Regions from separate parts of the Homo sapiens genome. Here region 2 is linked to region 1. Evidence: read pairs that join two places in POLR2A ChIA-PET (ENCODE). Cell type or tissue: GM12878. All regions are shown on one strand. Each heading gives the region's core, and the rest is flanking DNA. Links, peaks and the distances in the headings are about the cores only.

Evidence for each region. ChIA-PET counts read pairs that join two places held together with the same protein. Peaks named below come from ENCODE experiments on the same cell type or tissue, not always from the same donor. Only the 100,000 strongest peaks of a DNase experiment are listed, where the experiment ranks them.
Region 2: POLR2A ChIA-PET joins it to region 1 with 10 read pairs; 2 of 35 experiments call an interaction of 5 or more read pairs at or near these places.

Annotation. Positions count from the first base shown.
Region 1 is chr2:62,063,138-62,071,137 of GRCh38, reverse strand. The region is part of intron 2 of COMMD1 (copper metabolism domain containing 1); the gene reads right to left. Among named protein-coding and RNA genes, the nearest start is that of B3GNT2, 130 kb to the left of the region's middle. RefSeq lists an enhancer at 4,911-5,130. In GM12878, for the core only: no CTCF peak of the experiment used is centred there; DNase peaks (open chromatin) are centred at 4,797 and 5,805; H3K4me3 peaks cover 626 bases; H3K27ac peaks cover 2,253 bases.
Region 2 is chr2:62,202,974-62,218,810 of GRCh38, reverse strand. The region is part of intron 1 of B3GNT2 (UDP-GlcNAc:betaGal beta-1,3-N-acetylglucosaminyltransferase 2); the gene reads right to left. It overlaps MIR5192 (microRNA 5192), which reads right to left and starts at 12,985; the gene lies at 12,894-12,985. RefSeq lists enhancers at 668-1,167, 2,818-3,317, 15,695-15,837. In GM12878, for the core only: no CTCF peak of the experiment used is centred there; no DNase peak of the experiment used is centred there; H3K4me3 peaks cover 4,542 bases; H3K27ac peaks cover 749 bases.

The DNA of each region.
Region 1 (8,000 bases), core at 1-8,000:
CTCCTTGTTTAGCATATAATCAAGAAGTAACAATAAGAATAAGCAGCCCATGCCTCTGCTCTGCCTATGTAGTCGCCATTTTTTATTCCTTTACTTTCTCTTTTTTTGAGATGGAGTCTTGCTCTATCATCCAGGCTGGAGTGCAATGGCACAATCTCAGCTCACTGCAACCTCCATGTCCCAGGTTCAAGTGATTCTCCTGCCTCAGCCTCCCAAGCAGGTGGGACTACAGGCATGCACCACCACACCCAGCTAATTTTTTGTATTTTTGGTAGAGACAGGGTTTCACCAAGTTAGCCAGGCTGGTCTTTAACTCCTGACCTCAACTGATCTGCACGCCTTGGCCTCCCAAAGTGCTGGGATTATAGGCGTGAGCCACTGCACCTGGCCTATTTCTTTACTTTCTTAATAAACCTGTTTTCACTTTATTCTATGGACTCATCCTGAATTCTTTCTTGCGTGGGATCCAAGAACCCTTTTGGGGTCTGGATCAGGAGCCCTTTCTGGTAACACATATACATGGGTTTCACATCCTGCAAATACTTTGTTTCCTTTTCTTTTATCTTTTAGTTGTTTTTTTTTTTTTTTTAGAGACAGGGTCTTGCTCTGTCATTCAGGCTAGGTTGCAGTGGCATGATCATAGCTCACTGAAGCCTCAAACTCCTGAGCTCAAGTGATCAGCCTCCACAGTAACTGGGATTACAGGAAAGCATCACCATGCCTGGCTAATTTTTAAATATTTTTTTTGGTGACAGGGTCTCGCTATGTTGTGCAAGCTGGCCTCAAACTCCTGACCTCAAGCGATCCTCTTTCCTCGGCCTCTCAAAGTACTGAGATTACAAGCGTGAGCAACTGCACCCAGCCAACTATATTTCTGATTTACTTTTTGTTGGGAAAAAATCACTAGTAAGTGGACCTGTGCAGTTCAAACCCGTGTTGTTCAAGGGTCAAATGTATAGTACTTTCCTGAGTTCTGTGAGTTGTTCTAATTATAGAGCCTGAAGGAGGCTTAAGGGATCCCTCCAATTTATAGCCAGTTGGTCAGAAATGAAGATGGCCTGGGACCCCCAACCCCAACTTGCAACAGGCATCTGAAGTGAGGGCAGTCTTTTTGGGAACTGTGCCTCTAACTTGTGGGGTCTATGCTAACTTTTGAGTGGTTAGCATCAGAATTGAAATATTGCAGTATATTCTAAGTCTCTAAGTTGAAGATTTACTGCTATTAACACATTTTGATAGATCTAAATTGTTGATGCCAGAAAGATTTTCAATCTCAAGAATAATCGAGAGCCAACAATTTAGCTTATAGTCTGAATTCAACAGCTTGTATCTCAGCCACAAGTGATAATTTTAGGAAAAGAAGTGCCAAATGTTACACTGAGAAGACAAAAGTCAACTTGGAAATGATCTCTCTCTTCAAGCAAAATAAAAAACTAACATGTAGTCTCCCTTGAAAACTTCTTGTTATAAGCCTGCCAGCCAAGAAATACAACCAGTGAGGGTTTGTCCTTCAGGCCCCAGAAATACGTATTGTTACGTATTTTTGGTCAATTTTAAGTCCTTGCCCTACCCACCACCCACATCAATTCTGTCCCCTTCAATTAATATCCTACCTGAGTTGCTACTCCTAATACTATCTGAGCTCTAATTATTTTAAGTCAAATAAAGTGCCTGGCCCTAATCAATGAAAACTTCTCCTTCTGTCACATTATTTCCTATCAGATTGTTAACTTACTTTGCCTGTCTCACTGAAAATCTTCAAATCTCCCATATTTGCCTCTTTCCTTATTCTACAAAGTCCTAAAACACATAGAATTAACATCATGTTAAAACTTGATGTTGACCAGGCATGGTGGCTCAAGCCTGTAATCCCAACACTTTGAGAGGCCAAGGCAGGAGGATAGCTTGAGCCCAGGAGTTTGAGACCAGCCTGGGAAACACAGTGAGACCTTGTCTCTACAAAACAAAAAAAAAGCCAAAATAAAAAATCTGAAGTTAATATCAGAAAAAGTAAAAATAGAACCAGAATATAAAATATCTGCCTTTGTTATACAAAGCAAAGTTTTCGTAAATCCTCTATATTATAGCTCTAGACAAAACTATTTAATATAGTTGGATTTATTGATTGACAGTGGTATTCTCATTCTCCAAAAAGGTCTTTAGTATCTTTTCACCTATCTTAAGATTATAATACCACTGCTAGGCCTGGTGGCTCACGCCTGTAATCCCAGGACTTTGGGAGGCCGAGGCGGGTGAATCACGAGGTCAGGAGATCGAGACCATTCTGGCTAACATGGTGAAACCCATCTCTACTAAAAAAAATAAAAAATAAAATAAAATAAAAAATCAGCCGGGTGTGCTGGCATGCACCTATAGTACCAGTTACTCAGGAAGGCGAGACAGGAGAATCACTTGAACCCAGGAGACGGAGGTTACAGTGAGCCGAGATCGCGCCACTGCACTCCAGCTTGGGAGACAGAGTGAGACTCGGTCAAAAAAAAAAAAAAAAAAAAAAAAGATTATACTACTACTATCTTTGAAGCCCCTGCACCTTCCTTCCCAATTGCATTCTCCAATCTTATCCTTAGAGGTAACTACTATCCTTGTAGTAACTTTCAGCAGTCATTTTGAACTCCAGCAGAAGTTTTTAATTTTGATGAAGTCTAATTTATTACTTTTCTTTTATGGATCATGTTTTTGGTGTTATATCTAAGAATTCTTTGCCTAACTCCAAATCACAAACATTTTCTGCTTTCTTATTTTGTTCTGCAAAGCACACTGTTAAAAGAATGAAAAGCCAGACACTGGGAGAAAATATCTGGGAGAGGTTTTATAGTTTTATGATCCATTTTGAGTCAATGTTCGTATGTGGTTCAAGGTCTCCTGCTCCCCTCAACACATACAGATGTCTAATTGTCCCAACTCTATTTCTTGAAAGAAATATATCCTTTCCTCGTGGAATCATCTTGGTTGAGAATCAATTGACCAAATATCTGTAGGTCTAGCTCTGGACTCTATATAGTATTATAGTGACCTAGGTATTTATCCTTTCTCAGTTAACTGGGACCACGAACTGAATGGCTTTATCTGGTGGCTACACTGTGATCAGTGTGTTTCTTCATTAGTGGGAATTTGATAGGGTAATCAGCATTCTATAAATAGAAAATGGGATTAACAATTAATAAAAATCAATTCTAGTAAAAGTCCCATCAACAATGACCTTGTCAGGGCACAGAACACTGTACCTCAAAATACGGCACCTTGGCATACTGAGTATTTTAAGCTGAAAGAAACTGTGAAAAGCTTAGAAGCAGAAAGGTCTCTGATCTCTCTCTAGAAGATCCTCAAAGTGACAGGTGTCCTGCCCTATATGCAAAGGAAAGGAATCTTACAGAGAAAGGCCAAGAAGAATCCGAGCAAACAGGCCTTGCTTAGTTACCCTCAGTTTATTACCATAGGATCATATCCCTACTTTTGTCCAATCATACTTCTAAATAACTGTCCATTCTTCATCAAAACTAGGCATAAAAAATAGTTTTCCCTGGGTCTCTGTGTCTTCATTTTTGAAGGCTTCCATGTCATGTAAAACTAATATTAAATAAATTTGCAAGCTTTTCTCTTGTTACTCTGTCTTGTTATGAAGCATCAGCCATAAACTTTTTTCTCCCCTTTAACTTGAAGTCATACAACTCTATGGGGCTTGGGGAAAATAATGTCTAACAACAAAAGAGTGTTAAAGATCAAGTAAGCAAACAGGAAAATACCTAGAATGAACTATACAAATAGAAGATTTGTTCCGATTTTTCATTTAGAAAACTAATTTTAAGTACTTATAAGGACCAAGTTCCGTACTTTTTTCCACATCTAACATTGAAACTTGAACCTAGGATTTTTTTTTTCCTTTTTTTTTTTGAGATGGAGTTTCGCTCTTGCCACCCAGGGTGGAATGCAGTGGCACCATCTCTGCTCACCGCAACCTCCGCCTTCCGGGTTCAAGCGATTCTCCTGCCTCAGCCTCTTTAGTAGCTGGGATTACAGGCATGAGCCACCATGCCCGGCCGGAACCTAGGATTTTAACAATAACAAATAGCCCATCAATCTATATAGATTTGGGCTGGGCACGGTGGCTCAAGCCTGTAATCCCAGCATTTTGGGAGGCCAAGGCGGGCAGATCACATGAGACCAGGAGTTTGTGATCAGCCTGGCCAACATGGTGAAACCCTGTCTCTACTAAAAATACAAAACTTAGCCAGGCATGGTGGTGCACATCTGTAATCCCAACTACTCGGGAGGCTGAGGCACAAGAACTGCTAGAACCCAGGAGGTGGAGGTTGCAGTGAGCCGCAATCCCACCTCTGCACTCCAGCCTGGGTGACAGAGCAAGACTGTGTCTCAAAAACCAAAAAAAAAAATCTATATACATTTGATCTTGCTTTAGGCCAGGCGCGGTGGCTCACACCTGTAATCCCAGCACTTTGGGAGGCCAAGGCGGGCAGATCACGAGGTCAGGAGATGGAGACCATCCTGGCTAACATGGTGAAACCCTGTCTCTACTAAAAATACAAAAAATTAGCCAGGCATGGTGGCAGCCACCTGTAGTCATGAACCTGGGAGGCAGAGCTTGCCGTGAGCCGAGATCGCACCACTGCACTCCAGCCTGGGTGACAGAGCGAGACTCCATCTCAAAAAAAAAAAAAAAAAGATTTGATCTTGCTTTGCATCCCTGATCAGTCATTACAGAAGTGAAGCGGCTGTAGTCAAAATTTCCCCTCATTTTTCCCTGGGAGTTTAGGCATTTTCATTATCACTTTGCCCTCTTCTCCTCCCTCAACCTAAGTATAGGTATCTGAATGCTAAACAAAGATCATTTTAAGGGCTAGAGCACAGTAGTGGGGGAAAAAAAAAGTGGGGTAGGGAGTATCTGTGGGTCATTTTAGGAAATAACGGTAAGATTAGAAATGACAAATAATTCAAGAATCCAGTTGTCCTCTCTCCAATTTTATCTTTCAGAAGAAATAAGGACAAGTACCCTTAGTCAATTCAAATTAAACCCCAGTAATGCCAGTTTCACTGCGTAAAATCAGCCAGATTGAGTGGGAAATTCTAATATACCTCTAGGGTGCTAAGTGGAAAGACCCAATTTCTACACCTGAGTCTGTCTCACACTCCTTCCATTGTGACTAGCTATTTCCCACTCTTATTTCTCTCTTTTTCTCTTATTTTTCTTTCATAGCTTTCAAGATTCTAATTTAACAATTAAACTGCATAACAATTCAAATCATCACAGAGGTTTCCAATTAAATGGTTCCTCCTAAATTACACAGAAACATCTACATTAATTTTTGCTTTGAGGTATAATCTATCAAAAGTTTCACCCTGAAGACTTTTACTAAAAACAAATGAACGATTATAATAAACATCATACCTTCATGATCTAAATGGTACTATTTCTGGTAAAGCATTTGAAATGAAAGCAACAATTAAATTTCCAGTTACCTTTAAAGTAAGTATATATAAGGGCCAGGTGTGGTGGCTCATGCCTGTAATCCCATCAGTTTGGGAGGCTGAGGCAGGGGGATGGCTTGAGCCCAGGAGAGACAATGCTGGGCAACATATGAGACTGTGTCTCTACACACACATAAAAAAAGTAGTCAGGTGTGGTGGTGCATGGCTGTTGTTCCAGCCACTCAGGAGGCTGAGATGGGAGACTTGCTTGAGCCCAGGAGGTCACACCACTGCACTTTAGCCTGGGTAACAGAGCAAGACCCTATCTAAAAAAAAAAAAAAAAAAAAAAAAAAGTAAGTACATATAAAATGTCACTATTGTACTTTACTGAGTCATGGTGACCTGGAGTTATAATTAGTTTTGTTCATATGTTCTGAATCTCTGCAGGCTATTGATAGAATTTCAAGCTTCATCGCCTACTTACCCAGGAAAATATATCATATACATATTTTTGAGAGACAGGGTCTTGCTCTGACACCCAGGCTGGAGTGCAGTGGCACAATCTTGGCTCACCACAGCCTCAACCTCCTGGGCTCAAGCCATTCTCCTGCCTCAGCACCTGTAATCCCACAAGTAGCTGGGATTACAGGTGCTTGCCGCCATGCCCAGCTAATTTTTGTATTTTTTAGTAGAGATGGGGTTTCGCCATGTTGCCCAGGCTGGTCTGGAACTCCTGGATTCAAGCAATCTATCTGCCTCGGCCTCCAAAAATGCTGGAATTACAGGCATGAGCTACTGCACCTGGCACAGCATAGATTTTTATGATGCCAAATATTGATACAAAAAGGCTAAATGGTTTCTAAGAACATGGTACACAAATATTCTTTTTAAAAAACTTTTAAAAATTTAGAAAGGTTAGATAAATAAATACCTCTTTTGAAATAAATGGCTAAACTCACAAAAAAAGCAAGAGGGCCAAGAACAAAGAGGGAGTTGAAAATCAATGGATTTTACTGATTACACAAGACAGAAGACAATACCTGAGGGCTATACAAGCCAGAGAGGGAATTGAGACTTCTGTATGAAACTGTAACCTTCAGAGAGCTTTCTCCTCAGCAAAAGAATGAACAAGTCAAAAATCTACTTAGAAGATAACAAAGAGATCACATGAGCTCTCAATCAAAAATTATAAAACACAGGAATAAAAAAGCTACTATGGACCCGGCATGGTGGCACATGCCTATAATCCCAGCACTTTGGGAGGCCAAGGTGGGTGGATCCCTCGAGGTCAGGCATTCGAGACCAGCCTGGCCAAAATGGTGCAAACCCATCTCTACTAAAAATACAAAAATTAGCCAGGCGTTGTGGCACATACCTGTAATCCCTGCTACTTGGGAAGCTGAAGCAGGAGAATCACTTGAACCCAGGAGGTGGAGGTTGCAGTGAGCTGAGATCACGCCACTGCACTACAGCCTGGCGACAGAGTGAAACTCTGTCTCAAAATAAATAAAAAGTTAAAAAATAAGAATAAAAAATCTACTATGTGTGATAATCAGCAGAAACAAATAACAGCATTTAGACCTGTAAGAACTTTACAAAATGGAATAATCAGATACAGAATAAAAATTATTTTGTTCTATTTTTTGAGACAGGGTCTCACTCTGTCACTCAAGCTGGCATACAGTGGTGTGATCACCACTCACTTCAGCCTCAACCTCCCAGGTTCAAATGATTGTCCTACCTCAGCCTCCTGAGTAGCTAGGATTACAGACATATGCCACCATGCCTGGCTAATATATATATATATATATATATATATATATTTTGTAGAGACAGTGTCACTATGTTGTCCAGTCTGGAAGAATATATTACTTTAAATGACCAGATATGAAAAAAAAGCGAAATAGAATTTCTTGAAATGAAAATATAATCACTATATTGAAGTCTCCAATCTCAAAGAAAAATGCTAAAAAGGCCCACACTGTTTTTGTTTATACAAAAGAGTTTAATTTCTGCATAGAACATTATAGAAACATGCAGGTCAAAAGTACCCAAAAGTAATTTTTTACCGAAAAGTAATTACAGTAGTTAATGTAGCAACGCTACTCTAAGAAATACAGTCCCATGCTCTGGAATTTGTATTTTGATTACACTATAAGAAAATCTGTCTTGTTCACTCATTCACTCATTTAAGAAATATTAAGCCAGGTGCGGTGGCTCACGCCTGTAATCCCAGCACTTTGGGAGGCTGAGGCGGGCGGATCATGAGGTCAGGAGATTAAGACCATCCTGGCTAACAGGGTGAAACCCTGTCTCTACTAAAAATACAAAAAATTAGCCGGGCGTGGTGGCACATGCCTCAACTTCCTGGACTCAAGTGATCCTCCCACCTCAGGCTCCCTAGTAGCTGAGACTACAGGCGTGCACCACCACAACCTGCTAATATTTTCTTTTATTTTATTTTATTTTTATTTTTGAGACGGAGTCCTGCTGTGTCACCAGGCTGGAGTGCAGTGGTGCGATCTCGGCTCACTGCAATCTCCGCCTCCTGGGT
Region 2 (15,837 bases), core at 7,465-15,464, 140 kb before region 1:
AAGGCCTCCAGCCCGCAGGGCATTTTCCTGCTCATTTCTCATTGCACGGGATGCCACTTTACCAGGAGAAAATGGAAGCTCAGAGGGGACTGATGATTTGCCTGAATATTATGGAAGAGTTACGTGACAAGGCTTAGACAAGACCACCTTCTGGCTCCCAATCCAGGACTCTCTGGATCTCTTTTTTCTATGAGGCTCAACCACATTCTAGTTACCTGGACCAGGTCAACAGTGAAGTCCCACAGGCTGATTATGGCACGGGATCATGGTACATTGATAGTTAAAGAGGCTCCAAAGAAAGAGAAATGGGGGCACCTACAAGCTCCCAGCCCCACCTCAGGAAACAGATCAGCCTTTCTTGTAAAAGACTTCAGATTCCCAAAGGCTCAATTTGAGGCAACTCTTCCCATTACTTGCTAAAGGGTATTTCTTTCAAGCCAATCTGAAGAGGAAGGTGGAGAAAACAAGATTCTCAACTGCACATTTCCATCAAGGTTAAATGTCATCGTGCACTTGTGACCTGGGCACAGTGTCTTGCATGAGAACTCGGCTTCTAGTAGGCTCTTAGAACAAAGCCAAGTTCATGGAAAGGAGGATAAAGCAGTGACCCCCATAAAAATATCTGTGGGAAAAAGCTCTCTAAATATCTGACTAAACATTCCCATCGCAGACAGAAAACCCAATTCCAATGTCCTTTCTTCAGCAGGAAGTTACATTGCGTAAGAAGAATTTAAGAAAACTCACCCCAAAGCTGGGGGAAGATGTTATAAACTCTCGCTGTGAAACACAGACTTTCTGTTGTAACAGAAATAAGAGAAAACCCCATATACAAACACAAAGCAACCTTAGCTTTTTACCTTGTCCCCAACAGGGACAGAACAGTTTTGAAACTTCAGTTGGTTTTGTTTAATGAAATGAAAATATTTAGAAAGACAGTATAACAGAGAAAACCTTAGCTGAAAAATGGCTTACAAAACAGTAGACATGATGCTGAAACTATGTGACAATCTAGATAAAATACTACACAAAAACAAAGTGGGTTTATTCAGGGTGGTGGGATGAGAGGGTGTTTTCACATCCTTTAACGCTGCCCAAAGGTCTGCCCTGTAAGCAGCCTCTTCCGCCGCACGCTGGGGACCGGGATACAGCACACAGCCCCATGCGGGGTTCCCTGTTCCACAGCCCACCCCCAGCCTGTGTCAGCATCGCCGTATTCGACCCCTACAGTGCTGCATAGAGGCTGTCACAACACCCATCCCTATTACCTGCACACCTTCCCTTGTGCCTGTGCCACGTCCTAAGGGCTCCTACATGTAATAGTGAAACATGAACACACCTGCCTTAACAAATATGTACCAAGCACCAGCAATCCTTTGAGGCAGATACTCTAAATTCCCACTGCTTATTTCGCTGAGGCACAGGGTAGGGGGCACGGGGTGGGTGGACAAGTGACTGAACTTGTCCAATGTCACACAGCTGGTAAATGGTAGAGCCAGGACTCAAACCCAGGCAATGATAGCTCCAGAGTGCGAGTTTTCAACCATCACACAATCACGGAAGCAAACGCTGCTGCGTATGGTTATGACCGCAGGAACTGAAGGGATTTGTGTCTAATTTTCCATGGTTAATCTTCTTAAAGTAACTTTTTAAAAGCTCTGTATTTATACATTTTCACCCACAAAACTACGAGTCAACCATCAGATATGGGAGGCAGTGTACTATCTTAAGTAACATTAGTGACTCTACAGGCTAGGCTCTGGGCAAAATGCAGCCCCCACTCATCTCTCCCCTAAAAGAAAATGAGAAAAAATGAGGCTTTGAGAGTCCCAGGTTCCCAGCCAGCAAGTGATGGAGTCAGGGCTTGCGCCCAGGCCTTCTAGTTCTAGTTTCTTCTACACATTGTACTGGAACATGGGAAAGATTACCAAGCTGTGAAAACAGACAGTGACTCACGTGGACTTTATGACCCCGGGGAAGCCAATTTCTCAAGACCTTAGTTTCTTAGCTAAGAGGCTGTTTTTAATTTTTTTTTCTCCCATGCAAAACCATGGTTTTCAAGGGCGCCCATTTTCCTACTGTCCCACCGTTCTATTAATCGGAAGCTATGGGCTGGGTGCCATGGCTCACGCCTGTAACCCCAACACTTTAGGAAGCCAGGGTGAGAGGATTGCTTGAGCCCAGGAGTTCGAGACCAACCTGGGCAACATAGCGAGACCCCATGTCTACATTAAAAAAAAATTAGCTGGGTGTAGTGGCATGCACCTGTGGTCCCAGCCACTCAGGAGGCTGAGGTGGGAGGGCTGCTTGAACCCAGAAGATCCAGGCAGCAGTGAGCTGAGATTGTACCACCGTACTCCAGGCTGAGTGACAGAGTGAGACCCTATCTCTTTAAAAAAAACAAAAAAAAAGAAAAATCAGAAGCTATGATCCCTCCTCCCCCAGGCCTCCCTCCCACCCATCCACATGAGATGACCTTCAGCTGGTTTCACTCTGACCAAAGCAAAGGTCTTCAATACCTACTTAGCCCACACAGGCTGTTTTCCTTAGGACTCAAATACTGAAACAATTCCAACGTTTCACTCATGGACACTAGACTGGGAATCCCTGAACCCAATGACCCTAAAAAGGTTCCCTTCAATTCTGAGAGCCCTGTAGCACTGAAGCAAAACTGCTGGCCAGAAAACATTTGAATGTGGCCACCAACAGCCATGAGGACTCTCTCCCAGAACTCAGGCAGGGTCTGACTCCCCCGCCATGGGCTCAGGCAAGCTAAAAAGATGCCCGACAGTAACTAGCCAGGGACAGAACGAGCAATACGTACAAGCCAGACCCAAGACCTGTGCCAAGGCTGCCCTGCACTTTCTCCTACTACCAAGATTAAGGATGAAAGAAAAGCAAGGCCTCCTTGTAACCGTGAAATAAAATGACCAGTCACCCCCACCCACTCAGGCTGAGAGAAAGGGGCTGGAAATCCAAGCTTCTGACTAAACCCCAGGAGTGTCAGAGCTAGCAGCCTCCATCTCTAGAGGGCATCCTGGTTCCTGTTCACTTTCCTGCTCCAACAGGACACACAAATCCTCAGAAAGAGCCCAAGCCCCCTGCCATATCACGAGGCCAGAGGAGCACGTTCACTCTGCCCTTTCCCTCCCCACCACCTCCGGGAGTCTGGCAAGAGTGGTTTACCTAAGTCCTCACCTCTCTGGCTGTCCCATCTGTTGCCTAGTCCTTGCCAGCCCCTTCCAGGTTCTGCTCGGATAAACAGAGACAGAGACAGTTTGCAGCTAAATGGCTCTAGGGGAGAGAATAGCTCCCAGCACTGCTGGCAGATGGTGGAGTGATAAGGGTGTGAGTGGAGCAGCTCAGTGGGACCAGAAGAGCTGGGCCACACCTACAGCTTGTTCCTTGATTGCGGAAAGAGGCCTGGCCTGGGTTTTCACCGGGGCAAGGGAGCCTCAGGACTCCCTGGACTCCCTCACCAAGAGGCTGGCACTCAGCTAAGATGATGGTCTACCTCTGCTCTCCAGTCTGTAAGTCACAGAACTATTGTCAGCTAGATTTAAGGAATTTGGTTCCCAGCCATTACTTTTAGCCTTCATGTTCAAATTAAAAGGGAAACGTATTTATAATGAATCTACTCACCTACACAGTCCCACAGGCAACATTATAGATCAAAGCATCTGGCAGGACATATTCTGGCCCCCACTGATTACAACCCCCCGAAAGCCCAGTGTGGCCGATTTTCTCAAATGATATTCATCATTTCAAATCAAATTAGCCACTAGAAGTATTCTTCAAATAAACACATACAGAACCTTTGAGGAAAAGAGGAGAAGGGAATTAACCCTCCCAGAGGCCATTCTGCCCTGCCTTTAGTAAACTAAAGAGGGTTTTAGGTCTAGGTGGAAAGATTATGCAATTTAAAAATAAGGGTAGCAGACGTTTGAGGATGGAGATGTCCCAGATCCATTTTCAGACTGGAAAACCAGTTTGGCATCTGGAGTGACAGGACCAGGATTAAATTCTGGTTATGCTACCTACTGGCTGTGTGACCTTAGGCAAGTTACCCGACCTCTCTAAGCCTCACTTTCCTCCTTTGTAAAATGGGATGATACAACCTCCAATAGCTCTTCAGGGGTCTGCCTTTTCCACCAAACCCTAAACGAAGCACATTTCTCAAAGTTCCGTCCTTCACTGCCTCTTTAGTAGTCTTCTCTCTACAAACTCCTCCATTCAATGCCATGAGCATCACCTCCAAAAGGAGGGTTCATGGGTCAACAAACTAACTCCAGATATTAGCTTCCACATGCCTTGCAGAGTCCCTCTTCCTCGGGCCTCTGTGTGCAATGGATCAAGTTCTCAGGCACCTGGTGAAAACCCCACATTACCTTGAGTTGCTTCCTGCTCTGCGCATTCAGCCAGGAGCCAGGTGCTTCTATTACGCCACTGGTAGCTCCCTCCTCATCTCTCCTCTATTCCAGAGCCTGCAATAGCCTACAGCCTCCTTTCCCACTATGTTCCCAAATATGTCTTATTTCCCAAGTCTTCAGTCCCCTGGACACACCCTCCCTGCTCATGCTGTTCCCACAGTTCCCCCAGACCACCACCAATATGCTACTGTTCCCTCAGAGCCTAACTCTAGCTATGTGTCTGTTGTTTTCTAGAACTCCTTTCTTCTCCATTCCCAGAGGTTGAACTCAGGGTTTCATCACTTCTTTCTCTTAGAGATTTCCTGCCCAAGGGTATGCCCCAGCCTAAACACCAGCCTCATTGCCCAGGAGTCAGGGTATCTGCTCCTGATCAGGATGCCTCTGCCTGGGAACCCTCCGCAGTCAAGGTCTTCACACTGCACCACCATTACACTCCAGCACGTGGTACCTGAGACTTACCCAGCATTTGCTAAAGGAACAGATACTTTGGTCATCTGGACAAGTTTACTGAACACAGTGTTCAGTAGAAACCAGATTATATATATATATACACCCTTTCTCCTAAGAGATGACAATGGAAAAATCACATGTGTGCTGAATTACAGACATGTTTATAGAAAACTGTCTCACTTATTAAGAACTAAAGGGTAACAGAAAAATTTAAATAACTTGCTAGACTTAGGGGAGATAAGAATTTCAGCAGTGCTGACTCCATGTTAGACGTGAGGGTGGGGGCAAGATCTGAAGAGGTAAACTGGGGTGAGAAGTACAGCCGCCCCCTCATTTCCCACAGTCAGCCCCAGACCACCAAAGGCAGCAGACTCATGGGTGTGCAGGTGTGTGGGATTGAGCAGTGCTTCCAGGTGAGGGTGCCATCTTCTTCCGCAGCAGACCCATTATCCCTCCTGCACCCTTATCCCAAAATGGGGCATCTCTACCTCCTTTCTGGAGAGGGATGGACCTCCAGCAATTGTAACCTACAAGGCCATGACAGTCATGGGAAGCATATCTAGAGGAAGATCCTTAGTACAGATTTGCAACCTGGGGGCATCTACTTACCTAAGGTGGGACAATCATTTTTTGTTTTTGAGACAGGGTCTCCGCTGTCGCCCAGGCTAGACTACAGTTGCCTGATCACTGCAGCCTCAACCTCCCAGGCCCAAGCGATCCTTCCACCTCAGCCTCTCGAGCAGCTGGGATGTGCCACCACACCCAACTAATTTTTTAAATTTTTTTGTAGAGACGAGGTCTCCTCATGTTGCCCCAGCTGACAGTCATTTTAGAAAAAAAACACCGGAATGCAAGCAGTCCCTTTTTGGGGAGCTTAATGCATATTGGAAGCCCTTGGTTAAGAGCTTGTACGTGGCTTGGTAAATGCTTCCACTCCAACCTCTAGGACCTGTGTACAAGCAAGTGTACTCTGGCAGCCTCTCAGTGAGCCCTCAGAAATCTCTAAAGACTTCTCTCTGATTCATCCTTCTGCCTGCTTAGGTGAGCTGCATAGAATGTTTTTCAGTCTGGGTTCAACCAGCAGGTAGAAACCAAACAGTAATCTAAGAAAGGGAAGTTTAATACAATAAATATGACACTTGAGTAAACTATAAAGATGAAATAACAATCTAAAGGATGCCCTGGAACAGATGAAAAATATCTCCCAAAATTTGGTAGGGCAGGGGTTTTTTCTGAGTTTGTTGAAGAAAGTATAGATGGCAGAAAAACTCCTGGGTACCTAGGCCAGAGATCCCCCACAGTCACCAAGCAGCAGGGGCAACCCTCTAGGGTACAGGCAAGCAAGTCTGGGTGTAGACAGTCAAGCAGACAGAAGGAAGGAGGGGCACACACAGGGAGTCATCAGGTGCTGCTGGACCAGAGTGAAGAGGCCTCCCTCCATAGGAGCTTACCACGTCAATGTATACCCTAGGCCAGAGCAGCTTAGGGTTGTGCTGAGGACAAAGATCAGGTGGCTAGCTCACCAGATGGCCAGCACCAGGGGGGCTTGGGGTACACACATGGGGGCTGAGAGGCTGTAGGAAGCAATGATCTGGGTTGGATAAGGACCACCCAGTCTTAGGCTCCTGGTACCACCGATGCCAGAGCTGCAGAAAACAGAGCAACAGATGCTGGAGAAAGGTGTGCCCTGCAGGAATATAGGAGTGCAGGAAAAGCATGCGCATGCACACATATGAAATCAGGAAGAAAAATCCCTTCCTCCTACAAGGTCCCCTTCAGAGCCCTCTACTTACAAAAGGCAAAGAAAAAACATTTAAAGGGCCCAGACCCATTTTCAGAGATCAGGCAACTGAGGGTGAATTTGGAGCAGGAAGGCAATACTTAAAAACTGGCACAAGTTATAGATCTCTACATCACCAACCCAGAGTCATTTCTAACAACGAACATTTTTATTTAAGTCTGGGGTTTGGGGAAAAGCGGGTATAAAACATGGGTCCTATACACTGAATTGGCAGAGATAATAAATACGTGACAGCCCTTTAGTCAACAGCAGGGGTCAAGGCAGGACCTTAGTGGGGCTTCCAACAGGGCAAATTTCAGAAATGTAGAGAGAAGCAGGGCAGGCAAGACATGGGGTACGGCACAGAGCGTCTGCAGGCAGAGATGGACACAGCCAGTTCATGGACAGACAGCTTCTGAGGCCACACTAGAAGGGCAGGGAGGAGCTGGTGGGGCCCAGGGCTGCTAGGAAGAAAGTATGTGAAGCTGTGGCTGCTTCACAAATGCTGCTGCTGGATGGACTGGAGGAATGTGTTTTCTTTCCTGTCCCCTCTACTTAAAACAGAAAACTGACCACATCACATAGGAACATGAAATAAGGGAAAAAACGAAGAACTCCAAGTTGGATGCCCATTGATTACAACTTTAGTTGGTTTTGTTGTCCCGAAGACTTAATTTCTCTAAAGCAGATTCAGTTCACAGGGGAAGAGTGGTTTGTCTTCTGTCGGATCTCTAACTCCCCTGCCAGAATATAGGTAAATGTGGTCTGCCTTATCAAATTTTTTTGGGGGGGACGGGGGGGACAGGGTCTTACTCTGTCACCCAGGTTGAAGTGCAGTGGCGCAATCACAGCTCACTGCAGCCTCAACCTCCTGGGTTCAATCGATGCCCCCACACTTCAGCATCCTGAGTAGCTGGGACTACAGGCATGTCACCACACCTGGCTAATTTTGGTATTTTTTGTGGAGACAGGGTTTTGCCATGTCGCCTAGGCTGGTCTCAAACTCCTGGCCTCAAATGATCCACCTGCCTCAGCCTCCCAAAGTGCTGGGATTACAGGCACGAGCCACCCCACCCAACTGCTTTATCAATTGCTAATCAATGAGCTTATGAGTTGTTTCTGATTTTTCCTATAACTGAAAACACATAAACACCCTCCTAGACACATCATCATCTGGTTACTTCCGGAGGAAACATATTACGAAGGGAACCCAACCTTTTAAAGTCAGTTAGCATAGAATCAAGCTATTCCCCTCACTCTCACCCTTAACCTCCCACCAAAAAGAAAGGTCACACTGATTTATCCTCTCGTTGTATACCCAAGAGCATGAAGTCATCCACACTGACAGTGAATACTGTACTCCTATTATTATTATTATTTTTTTTGAGATGGAGTCTTGCTCTGTCATCCAGGCTGGAGTCAGTGGTGCGATCTCGGCTCACTGCAACCCCTGCCTCCCGGGTTCAAGTGATTCTCCTACCTCTGCCTCCCAAGTAGCTGGGACTGTAGGCGCCCACCACCACACCCAGCTAATTTTTGTATTATTTAGTAGAGATGGGGTTTCGCTATATTAGCCAGGATGGTCTCGAACTCCTGACCTCAAGTGATCTGCCCACTTCAGCCTCCCAAAGTGCTGGGATTACAGGTCTGAGCCACCGCACCCGGCCACTGTCCTCCTTTTTAATCTTTACCAAAAAAGAACATCTCCCTGTTTTAATTGATGCCATCTTTTCATATGCTTCCTTCCTGGTCTTCCTACTCCCCCATGCCCTTTGCCCATTTTTAATGTTGGGATGTTCTCATCTCATTTAATCTCCACAACAAACTAAAAAATGTGAGGCAATTAGTTTGAGGTCACAGAGCTAATCCCAGTGGAGTCAGTGTTTGGACTCTGGTCCCAACCTTGGGTCTAAGCTCTTATACTTTCTACCACACAATACCGTTGCTCGAGGAGGATTGAGAATCCCCAAATAAAGTTGTAGTTCTAAAAAATTAAGGTACCAAAATTATTGCATTTGTGGATACCCATCCAGGAAGATGTAAACCATTCCAAGGAAAGGCAGGGGGAATCGAATTTTTTTTTCTTTCCAAATTGATATGAGAAAGTAATAATGTAGACAACAAAATGGCCAGTCGGGAATCACCCAATGGTTTAACGTATCCAGGGGTCCTGGTCTGGTAACACTTCCGCACCATAGGCAGAATCCCCTGCAGATATGTTTTGTGATGACTCAGTTTTGATTATTCATACGAAAGGATGAGAGACTGCTGGGGCTTAAACTAGCCTCGTCTTAAACACCTGTCAGAGCTGGCTACAGGTGGAGAAAATCTGCTTTTCCTTCCCTCCAACATCACAGCCTGCAGTGAAGGGAGATCAGCACAACTTTACAACCTGCCACAGGGTTGGGACAGTGGCACAGGGCTGGTCCAGACCCCAGCTCTCCTGTGAAGGAAAGGGATCAAAGAACCAGCGTTACCCACCAACTGTACCATCTCACTCTTGGTGTGTGTGGGGGGTGACGGCGTGGGGGCGGGTAAAGGGTCTGGCCTGTGTTCTGTGTTGCCCCATCTGGTCTTGAATTCCTGGGCTCAAGTGATCCTCTCACCTCAGCCACCAGCTTGTAGCTGGGACTACAAGTGTGCCACCACGCCTGGCTTACCTCATTCTTTTACTTGTTTTTCAACAACATGCACATGAATTCATACATAGATTGTGACCCAATTTCATTACCAGAAAGAAGCTCCAAGAATTTCTTTCCCAGGGCCTTACAGACCATCCACTCTAATATCTCTTTTACAGCAGAGGAGACCAAGGCACAGGGAGACAGAGCCTTGCCCAAGGCTGCCCTGGGGAAGAGAACCAGGATTACTACCACGTGTCCCAGGGGACTGGGGAGTCCAGTCCAGTAGTCAAAATTATCATTAGTAACAAAGTCTTTTTCTCACAGTCTATAGCTTCCATTCTGGGCTATCAACATAAAAACAGAAGAGCCAATGGCCCGAAATTAGCCGGGTATGGTGGCTCATGTCTGTAATCCCAGCTACTAGGAAGGCTGAGGCGCTTGAACCCGGGAGGCAGAGGCTGCAGTGAGCTGAAATGTACCACTGCACTCCGACCCAGCCTGGGCAAGAGTGAGACTGCAACAACAACAACCAAAAAAGCGCCAATGTGTCACCTCTTCCTCCCACCCCACTGCCCCCACCCAGGTTGGGCTGCTTGTATTTCTTCCCCCTTGCTGTTACCACCACCTCACCCACATTTATCTGACTTAGCACACGGTGTGATAACAGGTCTGACACACCAAGGACTCCTGGGCAGAATGGGCCATATTCACTTCTGCATCTCTAGTGCCTACCACTCAACACACAATCAATATGAGAACAAGAAGGGGAGGGACAGTAAAGGAACCAGGACCTAATCTAAGGACATTTTGTATTCTTTGACCATTTTGATCAAACATTTTAAACACTGTTCTAGCAAACCATTCTTGGATAATTTCACACACACCCCCCTCCCCAGCATCCCTCCCTCTGGTCCCTGGCTCTGTGCCAGTCCTGGCCCTCTTCTCCATAAGTATCCTAAGCATCTACCAATTCCCGAGCTTTCCCCTCTAGGCCTCACTCCTCAAGACACAATTACGTGGTGTCATCTCAAGGCAGTACATCACCTAAAAACATGACTCAGGAAACAAATACAATTAAATAAATCTATAAACAAACACAGGCCTCAGGGATGGGGGAGGTGAGAAAGAAGGCAATTAAAAATTAATAGAAACGCACAAGCATAAATTACATTTACTGGACTAGAAACAGAATCCCATTATATAAACTGTTATCCAAGTGACCTTGTACAAGTGCTTCTGGAAATAAGTAGGCCATCAGCCCAGTCTTGGCAGTCTTGGTGTAGAGATTGGGGGGGAAGGAAGGGGGAAAGGAAGGGGGGAAGGAAGGAGGAATCTGTTGTCTGTTATGTGGGCTCCTCATGTCTACAGACACATACAAACAAGGAGACTATTTTCACATAGGTACGAAAAAGTGATTACTGTCATTTTACATAGTAAAATGTACAAGAATTCAACTAATGACCAATTTACAAAATTTAAAGATGACCCCTCTCAAACTCATAAGATCGACTTTCAAAAGTACACCATTCCCCACCACTTAGTTCCACTGGTGTGATAACTGGCCACACACAGAGAAGCAGAAATTTCAAATTTTAAAACAAGCACTTTAATATTAAGCACTCAGGCAATCAAATTCAATCCATTATTTTCCCAGGCAAGAATAATCTATGGCAGGGGTCCCCAAACCCCAGGCCATGGACCCCTAGCGGTCCATGGTCTGTTAGGAACGGGGCCACACAGCTGGTGGTGAGCAGTGGTGGGCAGGCCTGCAAGCATTACTGCCTGAGCTCTGCCTCCTGTCAGATCAGCTTGACATTAGATTCTCACAGGAGGGCGAACCCTTTGTGAACTGCGCATGCAAGGATCTAGGTTGCATGCTCCTTACGAGAATCTGACGCCTGATGATCTAGGGTGAGACAGTTTCATCCCGAAACCATCTCGCATATCCTCCCACCCTGGAGTCCGTGGAAAACTGTCTTTCACAAAACCAGTCCCCAGTGCTAAAAAGGCTGGGGACCACGGATGTACCTCACTTCCATCAGGTACTCTACAGACAAACTCTTTCAAAACAACCACTGCCTTTCCAATTCTATTAAATTATACTTGGCAATTCTTGTCCCTCAAGAACCGTAAGTCTAACCAAATGATGAAACCCCGTCTCTGCAAAAAATACAAAAATTAGCTGGGCATGGTGGCCTGTAGCATGTGTGTTGTCCCAACTACTCGTGAGGCTGAGACAGAAGAATCGCTTGAACCCAGGAAGCAGAGGTTGCGGTGTACCCAGATCGTGCCACGGCACTCCAACCTGAGCGACAGAGTGAGACCCTGTCTTAAAAAAAAAAACAAAACTGTAGAGTTTGAGAGCATCCCCAACATTTCCCTGCAAGATAAACGTTTACATTTGTCTTCCTTCCAAAATAAAAATGTAACCTCAAAATCAAAAAAGCATTGAACATGCTGCAACTTGAGATTACATATAGCATATTAAAAATAACCTTCTGTAACTTCAATAAGTGTTCACAATTATACAAATGACATTGTATTTTAAGTAATTTAATAAATTGCTTTGGGAAGTCTCAATTTCTTGGTAGTTAGGATGAAGGTTTCCAGTGACACATTTTCTTAAAAGAGAATATGCTCTTGGTTACAGCGAAGGGGACACCAGAAAGTGAGGTACTACAACCTCAGACTGCAGGACTCCTTGGCTTATCCATTTGGAGTCTTGTAGGGTAGCAGCTTGGAGAGAACTGCCTGACTCGCTCTTCCAAAAGCAGGCACAAAGAGTGCAGAAAGTTCTGCAGAGTAGACATGTGTAGAGATTTTTAAATAATGTTGTACTAGGCCAGGCACAGTGGCTTACACCTGTAATCCCAGTGCTTTGGGAGGTGGAAGTGAGAGGATCACTCGAGGCCAGCCTGGGCAACAGAGAGAGATCCTGTCTCTACAAGAATAAAAAACATATAAAAATAATGTTGGATTAAAGTGCATGGTCTAACACTTTGGGGAAGGGAAAAAAAATAGAGAAATGAGATAAAGGTATCAAGGACACTCCTTATAATAAAACAAATTAACCACTGCACACCTAGTGCCCACCCATTAGCTGAGTGAGGGCTTGTCCATATGCCATGGGCGCAATTGGATACACAGTCAAGTGGTGACTGAGGTGTCTTCATTTCACAGAGAAGTAAACTGGTTCACAGGATCAGAAAGTTGTCTGATGTTCCCAGAAAAAGTAGAGGGAGAGGGCAGGAACTGAGAACCCAGATGGGCCGCCCCCAGCCCAGAGCTGCATGGAGGGAAATGGGCATCCCCATCCTCGCTGAGCACGTCCAAGCTGATCCTTGATCCAGGCAGGCCACCCCTAAAACCCCATCCCGGAGGCCTCTAGACACCAGCACCCCTTAACAACAACTACTATCCTCCCCACCCATACCTCTTCTCAGCCTGGTTTCTCCTGGCTTAAAACATCCCTTATCTTGCTTCTCTCCATCCTTACCCCCATCCTTGAAGGCCCAGGTTCAAATCCTGTCTCCTCTTCCATGAGGACAGCCTTGATTCCCCCAGTCCATCGATTTCATCCTCTTCTCCTGGCACTCAGGATCCCCCAAAAGGAGTACCAAGCCCTCACCACCTGGAATCCACTCTCCTGGCTACCATGCTTCCCAGGAGAAATGGTTCCAGGTGAGCCAGGAGGCTGGAACTAAGCAGCCTGTCCCTCAGGTGGCAAATGACAGCCAAGGGCTGGCAGGCCCCGCCCACGGCACACAGCCACTAAATGCCAGCGCTCCTCCTCTCACACTGAGCATCCAGTTAAATTGGGCTCCCTCTGGGATGCTGCCTCTTCTCCACAGTCAGACATCATCCTCCTCCCAGAGGAAAACACTTCTAGTGATGTGTGACCCTGGGTGGCAACTTCAGAGCAAGGCGGCAAAGAAGCAAACCAGCTCCCTGCTCCATCTCGGATTCCTGTCCCGCCTCTTCTCCCTTTCTCAAAGGCTGGTTAAATCCTAACACCTTACTGACAAGTGTTTCAGGACTGTTGTTTTCAAGTTGTTGCTTTTTAAGTATCAAAATAAACCATATACATTTTAAAATACGTATCCTCAAAAAAAAGTAACACTTTGGCCTTTTATCCAAATGTTCTATAAAAGGGGAGGCATCATTCAGGCCTTCGACCAAGACTTGCTTCCGTATTTAAAGAAGTGCAATAGTAACATAGCTTTCTCCGGCCACCCGCCAAGAAAAGTTTTTGTCGCCACAGTAAAAAGAGAACATGTTTGCTCAATATGTGGGCACTATTGAACTGCTTAAAAACTGGGCCTCTTTTACCAAGCAATTTGAGTCACCTCAGTTTTAAACGAGTCTCTGCACGTTCCCTTCATATACCATAGGTGATCACATATGTGGAGGGACGAGGGACCACAGCAATCCCAGTGCCACGGGCTTCCAATCTCGCCGGTCTGCCTGTCACTCTCCCTGGGGGCGTCCAATCTTCTCCCCCAGCCTCCGCTATCTCTAAATTGATGGCTGCCCACTCTGTGGTCCATTGTGACCTTCTTCTCTCTCCCTCTCTAGATGGTGCCCATGGGCCCCTAGTCGTGAGTGGGGTAGAGATGAAAATAAAGAATCATCACCCTGAAGCCGCTGGTGGCTACCTGAAGCTTCATGATACCATTCTCTGTATCTGCACTTGTTTGAAAATTTCCATTATAAAGAGTTAAAAAAAGACGATCCATCAGAACTTTGAAGAATAAAAGTTTTTTAAAAAAGAGAAACATTCAGTTAAAAATAGGAGTATTCATGAGAGATATTTTAAGTTCATTTGAAGGAAATAATTCCTTATGTGGTAAAGGAAAAGAACAAAAATATAATGGCTGCATCTCAAGAATAAAGTTACATAAAAGTTCCTTATAAACAAGCTTCAAAGACAACCATAAAATAATAAAGGTAAAAATATATCTCACTAGTTCCAAATGTTGACTATTTAGAAAGGATAGCATTTGTAACACTTCGACCCTTTCATTATTAGACAAATATATTTGAATCTGAAAATATCATTCGGCTTCCCAGTGAACAATCTAGAGCCAGACCTGGAGGGTTAAAAACACACATGCACATAAAACTCACCACAATTGTGTTATTCCCTGATCAAGACTCAAAAAAGAAGTACTTTGGAGAACCAGTTGGATGTTAAGTGCTTCTCAAAGAAAATAAACAATTAGAAAAATTTCTACCAGGCACTTTGGGAGGCCAAGGCAGGTGGATCACCTAAGGTTGGGAGTTCGAGACCAGCCTGACCAGCACGGAGAAACCCTGTCTCTACTAGAAATACAAAATTAGCCAGGCATGGTGGTGCATGCCTGTAATCCCAGCTACTCAGGAGACTGAGGCAGGAGAATTGCTTGAACCCAGGAGAAAGAGGTTGCAGTGAGCCAAGGTCATGCCATTGCGCTCCGGCCTGGGCAACAAGAGGGAAATTCTGTCTCAAAAAAAATTCTGAAGCACAAATAAACTGCAGCAAGTTTATGGTCCATAGAAATATCTTCCCAGAGCATTAACACTTTCATATTCATGAGTTCAATGGATTCCAATAATAAACATGTGAAATTGGCTGTGCAGGTTTCATGCGATTCTGCAGGGAGGTGGGAAACAGGAGCTAAGTGGGTTGCCATAGCTACAAAGACATTTGATGTCAGCTCTGGGACCAAAACCTACTTCAAGTTCTCTACATCAGCCAGTCCCTGACCCCCAACTCCCAGGATCTCCACTCCCTGTGACAGCTCTTGCTGCTTCTGGGGTCTTGCACCAATAGCAATCTCCACTGTTTCCCCCATCTTCAGCCTCTCCCTCTCCAAAGGCACCAGGCACATGCTCCTTGTCATGCCCATTTGTCCTGCCTTGACCCTCCCAATCCCCCTCACCTTCTAGAATCTTCGCAGTCCTTGCACCCTCCTGACTTTCTAGGGCACCCAATACTGCTGGCCACCATGTCTACCCCACCCCAAGCTCAGGAACCCCCAGGGTTCTCTTGCATGTTGGCAGCCTTTGCTCCTTGGCCCCATCCCACAAAATGGACTTGCTCCACAGTTCTGGGCCCAAGTCTATTGCTGGGTCTTCCCTTACCCCCTATTCTTGTCCCCTAGACATCACTACAGACTCCCATATCCCGTATGCTAAAAAATGCCCCAATATACCTGTGTCATGGCCCTTCTCCTAACCTCCCTTAGTTGGTTTCCAAATTCCTTTACACCCACCAGGAGTCTTTCTCTCACCCACCTCTTCCAAACAACACACATACATATTTCAATCTTGTACTATCCCTGCCCTGGTTTGAGCCCTCAGTTTCCCCTCTACTAAGACTAACTTTAATGAAGTGGCCTAACTCAACAAATGTCAAACGCCTACTTAAACCAAGCAGTGTTGAAAACAGGCAGCAAAGAACCAAGTCAGAGTTGATTGCTGTAAGGTTGATAAACACTTAGATGAAATATGAAGCACTGCACAGGGGATAAGGAAAGGCTGCTTTATGCCGGGTGATCAGAGAAAACCTCCTCTC